Regions from separate parts of the Mus musculus genome. Here region 1 is linked to region 2. Evidence: chromatin contacts called from ENCODE Hi-C data. All regions are on one chromosome and are shown on one strand. Each heading gives the region's core, a stretch centred on a gene start or an enhancer-like site at or near the end of the contact. The rest is flanking DNA. Distances are from core to core; before and after follow the strand shown. Region 1 holds the start of Ms4a6d (membrane-spanning 4-domains, subfamily A, member 6D). Region 2 holds the start of Ms4a6c (membrane-spanning 4-domains, subfamily A, member 6C).

The links. A loop is a pair of places that touch in the nucleus more often than their neighbours do.
Region 1: a loop to region 2 is called in a map of left cerebral cortex, with 3 times the contacts of the local background. The contact joins the promoter of Ms4a6d here to the promoter of Ms4a6c in region 2. A Hi-C loop is called at or near these places in 3 of 37 maps with a recorded cell type or tissue (T-helper 1 cell, left cerebral cortex and regulatory T cell).

The regions. Positions count from the first base shown.
Region 1 is chr19:11,603,502-11,608,060 of GRCm38, forward strand. It overlaps Ms4a6d (membrane-spanning 4-domains, subfamily A, member 6D), which reads right to left and starts at 1,303. Exons shown (of 7, transcript NM_026835.2): 1 at 1,173-1,303. It also overlaps the pseudogene Gm24599.
Region 2 is chr19:11,467,386-11,471,355 of GRCm38, forward strand. It overlaps Ms4a6c (membrane-spanning 4-domains, subfamily A, member 6C), which reads left to right and starts at 1,983. Exons shown (of 7, transcript NM_028595.4): 1 at 1,983-2,171; 2 at 3,704-3,866. The coding sequence starts at 3,720.

The sequences.
Region 1 (4,559 bases), core at 53-2,552, 140 kb after region 2:
TTTTTAGACAATGAATATATACATAACATGACAACTCCCACTGATCCCAGTGAACAGAGCCAAATGTTTACATAAAACTTGTAGATTGGAACTGTTGAAATGACTCAGCAAATAAAGGCATTTGACTTCAAGCCTGAAGGTCTGAGTTCGATCTGCTGGACCCATGTAGCAGGAGAGATTCATTGCAAGCTGTCTGTGACCTGCAGATTTGCCTTAACACACATTCACCTGCATGCATACACACATATACACACAAAGAGCTATAATAAAAAGACTTTCAAAATGTAGCATTAATTTCCTAGTTGCTATCATGTTTGAGTGCACTGTCCCTTATTCTGATGAGTTTTATCCTCAGGTTGTTCTACCAGTCTTGAGATATAATTAAAATTTGATCTTCAATCTTTTCCAATTTATGCTACTACTCAAACTACTGAGAGCTATTTGTTCATTGTTTGTCTCATAGTGTTATTTCCAGCATATTTCATCATAGTTTAGAACCCTCACAGTAATTCTATTTGTTAGTAATGTCATAATCAAAAAAGAATTTCAGAGGTAAATTTTGATTCATGTGTGAAAATAACACATGATTTTATAATGACATAGGCTTGATGCTAAATAGATATTTAAAGTTTTTGTTATTAACCAGTTGCCTACACACAGTTGGGTGCTGGATCCCAGCTGTCTCTGTCTCTGGTTCCTCACCCTATTTTCCCACCTGCCTGCGGCAGCCTGTGTCTAAGTCTCCTCAGTGTGGAGAAGCACCTGAATGCAGAGTGAGAAGCCCTGGAGTTGTAACCTGAGGTTCAAGATTAGAACTGTGCCCTTGTTAGGAAGAACCAAGTTGCCTGTGGAATTGGTTTCTGAGCTCAGTTTGCCTCTCTTTTCTGTTCCACTCTCAGACCTTAGACTGCCTAATTAGTGAATGGCTTAAAAGCCTTTGCAGGTACAAGAGCTCTGCTTTTGTTAATTACATGACCTTAGGACAGTGACCACCAAGATCATGGAACTAAAACCAGCCAGGACCGATATAAACCCAATACCCATTCCGTTTGCCCATTTAGTTCTGAAGTGTCCCAGTGTCTCTATTGCTTCCATAAGCACCAGCAATCTCTTACAGTGCAGTCCCAGAAATAGAGTGCTGTACAAAGGAATTTCTCTTCAGGGTTGCCTACCTGAGCCTGTGCGCCTTGTCACCCAGTCACTTCCAGCTGAGCTCTCAGAAACCCCAAGAGCTTTAACTATGGGTTTTCTCAGTCTGATCCTTGGTTCCTTCTTGTGAAGTTCTAACTGTCCCAGCCCTTCCTTCTTCTGTGCTCACTGCACAGGAAGTGGCGCTTACAGTCTGGACATGTGAATGTGCCTTTACTTCCTTTTTCATAGACTTCCAGTAACCAGGAAAATGACTAATTGGACCAGTTCTGGGAGACTTGTAGGTTACTTTTCCTTCCCATAAAATATCATCATGACAGCACTGACATTTTTATCACTGGTTTGAATTTTGTGTCTCTCTAATTATCCTAGATCTAGAATACACATTCAGTGGCAGAGCTGAACCTGCTGAGCATCTCAGAGACCCTAATTTCTGATCTGATCCTCAGTGTGCATTATGCTTACGTGTCTATTGGGTGCCAATGGACAGAGTGAACCAAGTTGTTATGAAAACTGACAAAGGTGTTCTTCTTCCGAGCTGGTTTGCGTCTGCGAAGGATAGCATTGCCTTCAGATCCTGACTTAGTGTCAGTGGAGTTCTGCACATTCCATCTTGGCCCACAATGATATGAGTATCACAAAACCAAGCAAAAACTTCCGTTCTTCCCAAACTTATGAGTCATGAAAGTTGTGGCAGAGATGGAACAAGGAAGATGAACAGAGTTAGACGTCATATTCCCCAAGGCCAGTGATCTTGTGGTGTTAAGTAGAATGTCAGTCAGAGTAGCTTTTCTCAGCTCTGTAACTACTCCATGCTAGAGGGATCATGCATGGGGTTAAAAACTAAAATCTACAGGTAAATAAATAATATGCTACATTTATAAAGGCTTTAATCAATGAACTTAACAAAATATTTAATGATTTCTGCAAAGCTCAAAAATCTAGATCACTATTAGAATACAACTAAGTTTTTCTTTGGTAGTTAGACAGTTACCAGGAAACACTTCCAATCAAAAAAGGGGGGGCAAAAATAGACATGAATACCCAATGGTCTCATGGGCACTGTTTTTTTTTCTTTTATTGATTCTTTGCAAATTTCACATCATGTACCACAGCCCCACTTACCTCCCCCTCCTCTGGTACCTGTCCTCCACCCTTGCCATCTCCCCCCAGCAAAGAAAAAAAAATCTCATTGTGGAAGCTGTAGTGTGTCACAGTGTATCCCACAGTATTCCCTTTTGTCTAAATTTATTTGCTTGAAAATATCTGTTGCAATGATTCTTGGTCTGGTATGAGACCTCTGACTTCTGCTATTCTATCAATACTGAAACCTCACTGGGACTCCTCTCAGATATCCTGTTGCCCTGTGTCATGGAGATCTTATAGCTTTGGATCTATAGGACCACTCCCTTCATACACTCCAGCTGTTCATCGATGAGGTAGATATTGGGGTGGGTCAATTCAAAGCCCTGAACCTGGGCCTGAGAAGTTTATGAGCTTGTCAGATCACAAGCTCTCAGGCCCTTGGTGCAGCTCACTGGCAAATGCCAGTGAGGGACAGGACCACTTCTCACACTCTCAGAACCCTGGGGCCAGCTCTCCCACCTGCCATAGATGGCAAAGGAAGAGGGAGGGAGAAGGTATCTCTCCATCACCCACTCTGTCTCATGGCAAGCTAGTTGCAGACATGTTTACACCCTTGGGGCCCACTCACTGGCAGACCCCACATCCGGGTCAGCTCTACTGTGCTGACCAGGTGAGGTGCAGGTCTCACCCTAAGTGCTGCATCTGGGGGTGGGGGTAAGTCTAGCTCTCCAGCTCTCATGATCCCAGGGCCAGGTCTTCTACCTGCCAAAGGTGGTGAGGGGAGAGGTAGGAGGAGGCTGTCTCTTCCTTGTTCCTGCCACACAAGGGAGACTCCTATGCTCCTATCCTTGAAGGCTGCTCACCTGCAACTCCTCAAGTGTGGGCCCTACTCTTTTGAGAACTTGAGCTGGCTAGGGGCGAAGTCAGCTTTCCTGCTCTTAGCCCACCAGAGCCAACTCTCTCAAGATGCTCAGATGAGACCTCAGATATCAAGATGTCCCCAATCAGCAGCCCAGACCAGAGACATCTGCTTAGCCTTCACTCGTGACAGACTTCTGCTGCTGTAGGGCCTCAGACCCAGATGTGGTCCATGGCAGCTGCACAGGCCAGGACCCCACCATGGTCCCAAGTGGCATCACTGGCACTCACATCTGGCTGTTCCTCACTACCCTGGAGTCTCCAGCTCTGCTTCTCTCCATTGTGCCCACACCCTTCTGTTTCTCTTTCTCTTCAATTTCTCCTCCACTTGCTTGCTCCTTTTGGTGGTGCCAGGGGTCTCTGAGCACCTGAGCATCTCAGGAGTGGTCTCAGGAATGCCAAGCCTCAGTTATGCACTATGGAACCAGACAGGAATCATCTCGGTCACGGTCTACAGGATCACACGTGTGGGGCATCCAACTGATGATCATTTCAGGCTGGATGCATGTCCAAGCCCCATGACACCAGTCTTGTGGTCATCTTAGGCACACTCCTTGACCCCTACCTCCCAGTTATTCCTTCTTCTATCACAGGCTTACTCTTTCCCAGGGTGTACAGTCCCATGTGGGGTCCTTCTAGTCTCTGTCGTGCTCTCCACCCTGGGAACCCATCCAGTCCTGCCTGGCATCAGACTGGTGATCATTTCAGGCTCACTTTTTTCAAGGAATGTTAGGCTACTAATCATTCAGATGTTCAAAGCTCAGAACACTGAGTGCAGACCTAGTGTAGACCTAGTATAGACCTAGCCTCTTTCCTCTCTGCCACCTGCTGACACACAAGTGACACACCAGAAACTATTATTTTATTATTGGCTATGACTTGTGCCTGTCCCTCTGGATCCAGGGGTCATAAGGTTAGTGAGCAGCTCTGGGGCTTACTAGCCACTTCACTCAGAAGTCATCAAACTCTGTAGGATACAATTGGCATACTTTTTGCACCATCTACTTCATCCCATTTCCTGATTTCAAGCCAGAAGAATCTTCTGCAGGTCTCATAGTAAAACAATGGCCAGATGTGCCCAGACTGAAAGAGAAGATGGATTCCTGATGTGTTTTCAGTATCCCAGAGAAATTTATTGTAACAAGATGTTGGAGTAAAATCTAGAAACCTCTAGAATTCTCAACATCATGGAATGTTCTATGAGGTGGCATATTTTGAAACAGGGATTGTGGAAAGAGCAGCTTTTCTTTAGTCATTGTGCCACCATTAATGTCAGGATGTCATTCAACACTCTTCACTAATATTTTCTCTTCATTTGTGTGGGGCACACCTGTGTATAAAATGTGATACCACTTCTGTGAGATGGTCAATGTCTTAGCCAGAATTCTCTAGAGGAGCAGAACTGA
Region 2 (3,970 bases), core at 733-3,232:
CTCTCCTCTAAGTGAGTAGGGCCCCTTTGGTTGTCTTCCAACCTTGGCTCTTTAAATCTCTGTGAGGATTCTTCACCCACTGAGGCCACACAAGGCAATCCAGCTAGAAGAACATATCCCACTTACAGGCAACAGTTGTTCCTATAGCCCCTGTTCCAGAAGATCAGGATGGAGTTCTAAGAGAAGCTGGTCCCTCAGTCTTTTCTAGAATTGAAGCAGGGCTTTATCTCTGTGCTGTTCTAGCCTTGAGGACAAAGGTAACTACCAGATGATAAAACATGTCTTAGCTTGTGTCTTCTGCAAAAGAGTTCAAGCAGGAACTGTAGAATTCACAACTGCAAAGGACAAAAAGGCCCTGTGTACACAGATAAGCACCGGAGAAGCCAGGATAGATAAAGAGGTGGTTTACATCTTCATGGGAATGGGATGTGTAGCCGAGCTGCTCTACAACAAGTGCCAGGAATGTTGTAGGTTTACAACCTGGTGATCCTTTGCTCTTTGATGAAACAGGCTCTGCCCACATCTCCCAGAATTTGTTTTTACTTATCATCGCAGACTCTTACCTTAAACCGTGAGCACTGCTTTTAGACCATAAACCCGGCCCTCATGAGGGACGTTACCTGTGCCTTACCACAGCCTTTACCATAGGAGGCTGATGTTATCTTAGGACCAGGCAATGTTGAAACCTACAGGCATCAGGTATCCCTCAGTCAAGCTCCCTAGAGCCTAAGCCTTGGGCAGCAGCACTGAGTCAATAGTACCCATTCTTGTGAAAAAAGCCAGGTGTGCTTTGTAAAGGATCTCAATGTAACATTACATCGTTGTGAGCTTGGGCCTGAGTTTAGTGCTATCCGAAAACCTTTTGTTCCACATTGTGCTGTGCTTAATGTGGCTAAAGTAAAACAATTGGGGCCAGATTCTAGAAGTCGTGGTCCGGCACCAGTTACAACAAAATGGGGCTGAGCTGAGTTTCATTCTTGTCTCTTCCTAAATCTTTTTGTTATTGTTGTTGTTTTGCCTGCTGTGAAACCTGCAGGGAATCACCACACCACAACCCTCTGATGTGACAGTGGCTCACACTGGCTCCCTAGGTTCCTTCTGGTTGACTCCAAGGAAAGAAGGAAGGAAGTTTTCAGAGTGTGGCTGTCCAGTTGCTGCAGCTGGCTCTGGCTCCCCTGTGAAATTAATTATGTCAAAGTCAGCTTCTGAATTGTGCCTACCCAAGGGCCTGAAAGCCACAGGGACACATGTCTTCATGACTGTGTCTGGAGTGCAGGATTGTTGAAGTCATTCCTGGTGTGTTGAAACGTCTCTGCTTGCTCCTCTCCTGATCTATTACTTTTCTAGAAGTGTCCAGTAATTCCCTGGTCACATCCCCTGTTAGAGAAGTCCAGTGGTCTAGAAGAAGGTTAGAAGAGATGAGGAAGGCTCTAAAGAGAGTATCAATTAACCAGCGAGTGCTGAAAAACTGTGTACAGAGTGTTTTGGTTTGATTTTTCAGAAGCTGAGGAATTGTTGAAGAAAGTATGAATAACAAAGTACCTAAAATACTGTAAAACATTCAATTGTTACAATTGATGATACATTACTGTGTGTTCAGTAGTGTATTACAATATAATAAAGTAATATATCAAAACCCAAGGTCGTGATTACTATTATCATACTTTATTATACATTGAGATCTGTTTTATTCATCAGTATTACTACAACTTGTAATATCATTAGTTATCAAGATAGTCCTTTAAATTCTACTTAGAAGAAACACAGGTCCTTCAGAAAACTTTCTTCTTAATGGCTTTTCCCAGCTTGTTGCTGTTTTCAGTTTAACGCTTAAACAACTGAAGTTCAAGAAAGTGAACTTGGGCTTCAAGTGGAGCTGGTGCGTGTTGGGACTTACTACCCCCCCCCCCCCACTCTCTCAAATCTCTTAGTGATTTTTCTGAAGTTACTGGGACTTTCTGATATAGGAAGTACAGGCACAGTAACAGTCCACAGCCTGTAAGCACCACTTCCCTTCCCGTGCAGCGAGCACAGAAGAAGGAAGGACTGGAGACAGTTACAAGTTCACAAGAAGGAACCAAGGATCAGCCTGAGAGAACCCAGAGTTAAGGCTCTTAGGGTTTCTGAGAGCTCGGCTGGAAGTGACTGGGTGACAAGGCACACAGGCTCAGGTAGGCAACCCTGAAGGGACTTCCCTCTGTGTAGCACTCTGTTTCTGGGACTGAGTTACAAGAACTTGCTGATGCTCATGAAAGCAGTGGAGACACGGGGCCTCTTTAGAACTAAATGGGCAAAGGCACAGGGCATCTGGCTTACCTCTGTCCTGGCCACTTTAGCTGCATGATCTTGGTGATCACTGACATAAGGAGCAGAGCTCCCAGGTCATTTACTGATTAGGCAGCCTAAGGGCTGAGAATAGCACAGAGAACAGAAGGGAGCTAAGATGAGCTCAGAAACCCATTCCCCAGGCAACTTGGTTCTTTTAACTAACAGGGATATAATTGTCGGGAGTGTGACAAAACTTGAACCACAGCTTAGGACTCCAGGATTTCTCATGCTATTGCATTAAACTGCTTCTCCACACTGAAGAGACTCAGACACAGACTGCCATTGGCAGGTGGGAAAATAAAGAGAAGAACCAGAGTCAGAGACAGCTGGAGTCCAACACACAAGTGTGTGTAGGCAACTGGTCAATAAAGAGAACTTTGCCTATTTATTTAACAATGATTTTATGTTGCTCTACAAAGCATAAATTACTTCCACGTGTACATCAAATTGTTAATTCTGAATTTCTTCTAATTGTGATTTTATTAACATAAAGGATTGGCTTGGTGAAGAAAAACCCTACAAGATCATGTGAACTAAAATATGATAAAATGGGAAGTGCTAATTCTTAAACTGGCACCATTAGACACTCAAAACAGGCAAATGGGGTTACATATTTGAGTGGTACCTAGCATGGATTGGAAAGCATAAAAGTTGACTTTAATAACTCAAGGCTAGCAAAGTAACTGGACAGTGAATGCCATTGAATAAAGACAATGCAATTGTTCTAGGTGAAGTTGGAGCTACATTTGACAAATTTCATGTGAAAATGTGTGCATAGACACAGGAACTTGTAAGGATTCAGGCTTTCCCTGCCTATGATGTGTTTATTATAAACTCACTGGGTTCTGTTTAATATTATGGGGAAATAACTCCTAAATTTGAGATGTGGTGGTTTTACATTTCCCTATACCACCACTTTCTTCTTCCGAAGAACAAGTCAAGGATGCAAAATGGTGCACAGTCTGGGAGGTGGGGGCAGAACTGGGAAGCATAGTTTGTTTTGTTTGTAGTTATTTTATATTTAAAGTCAAAGCACTTAATTTCTTACTGAAAATTCATATAATGTACTCTGATTGTGGTTTCACTTTCTCCATTTCCTAGATCCTCTCCACCCATCCAACTTTTCTTCTTCTTCTTCTTCTTCTTCTTCTTCTTCTTCTTCTTCTTCTTCTTCTTCTTCTTCTTCTTCTTCTTCTTCTTCTTTTCTTCTTCTACTTCTTCTCTCTCTCTCTCAAACAAATAGGCAAAAACAAAACATAAAAAGACAACAAAAATAAATCAACCAACCAAACAGTACCAAAACCAAACTAAAAGAAAACAAACCACTACAGTGAGCACGTTACTTTATAAGAGCTGAGTCTATTTTTTCTTCCAGCTGTGGCAGCTCCATCATGATTCCACAGGTAGTGACCAATGAGACCATCACAACGATTTCACCAAATGGAATCAACTTTCCCCAAAAAGACGAGTCCCAGCCTACCCAACAGAGGCAAGACAGCCTGAAGAAACATCTAAAGGCTGAGATCAAAGTGATAGTGGTAAATCCCACTCAGAACATCCTGGGGTGGGTGGCGAGCAGAGGGTGAGGCTCTATGTGTTAGGAACAGAGATAAATTTGGGTGGGAGGAGCCTTCAGTTTTGA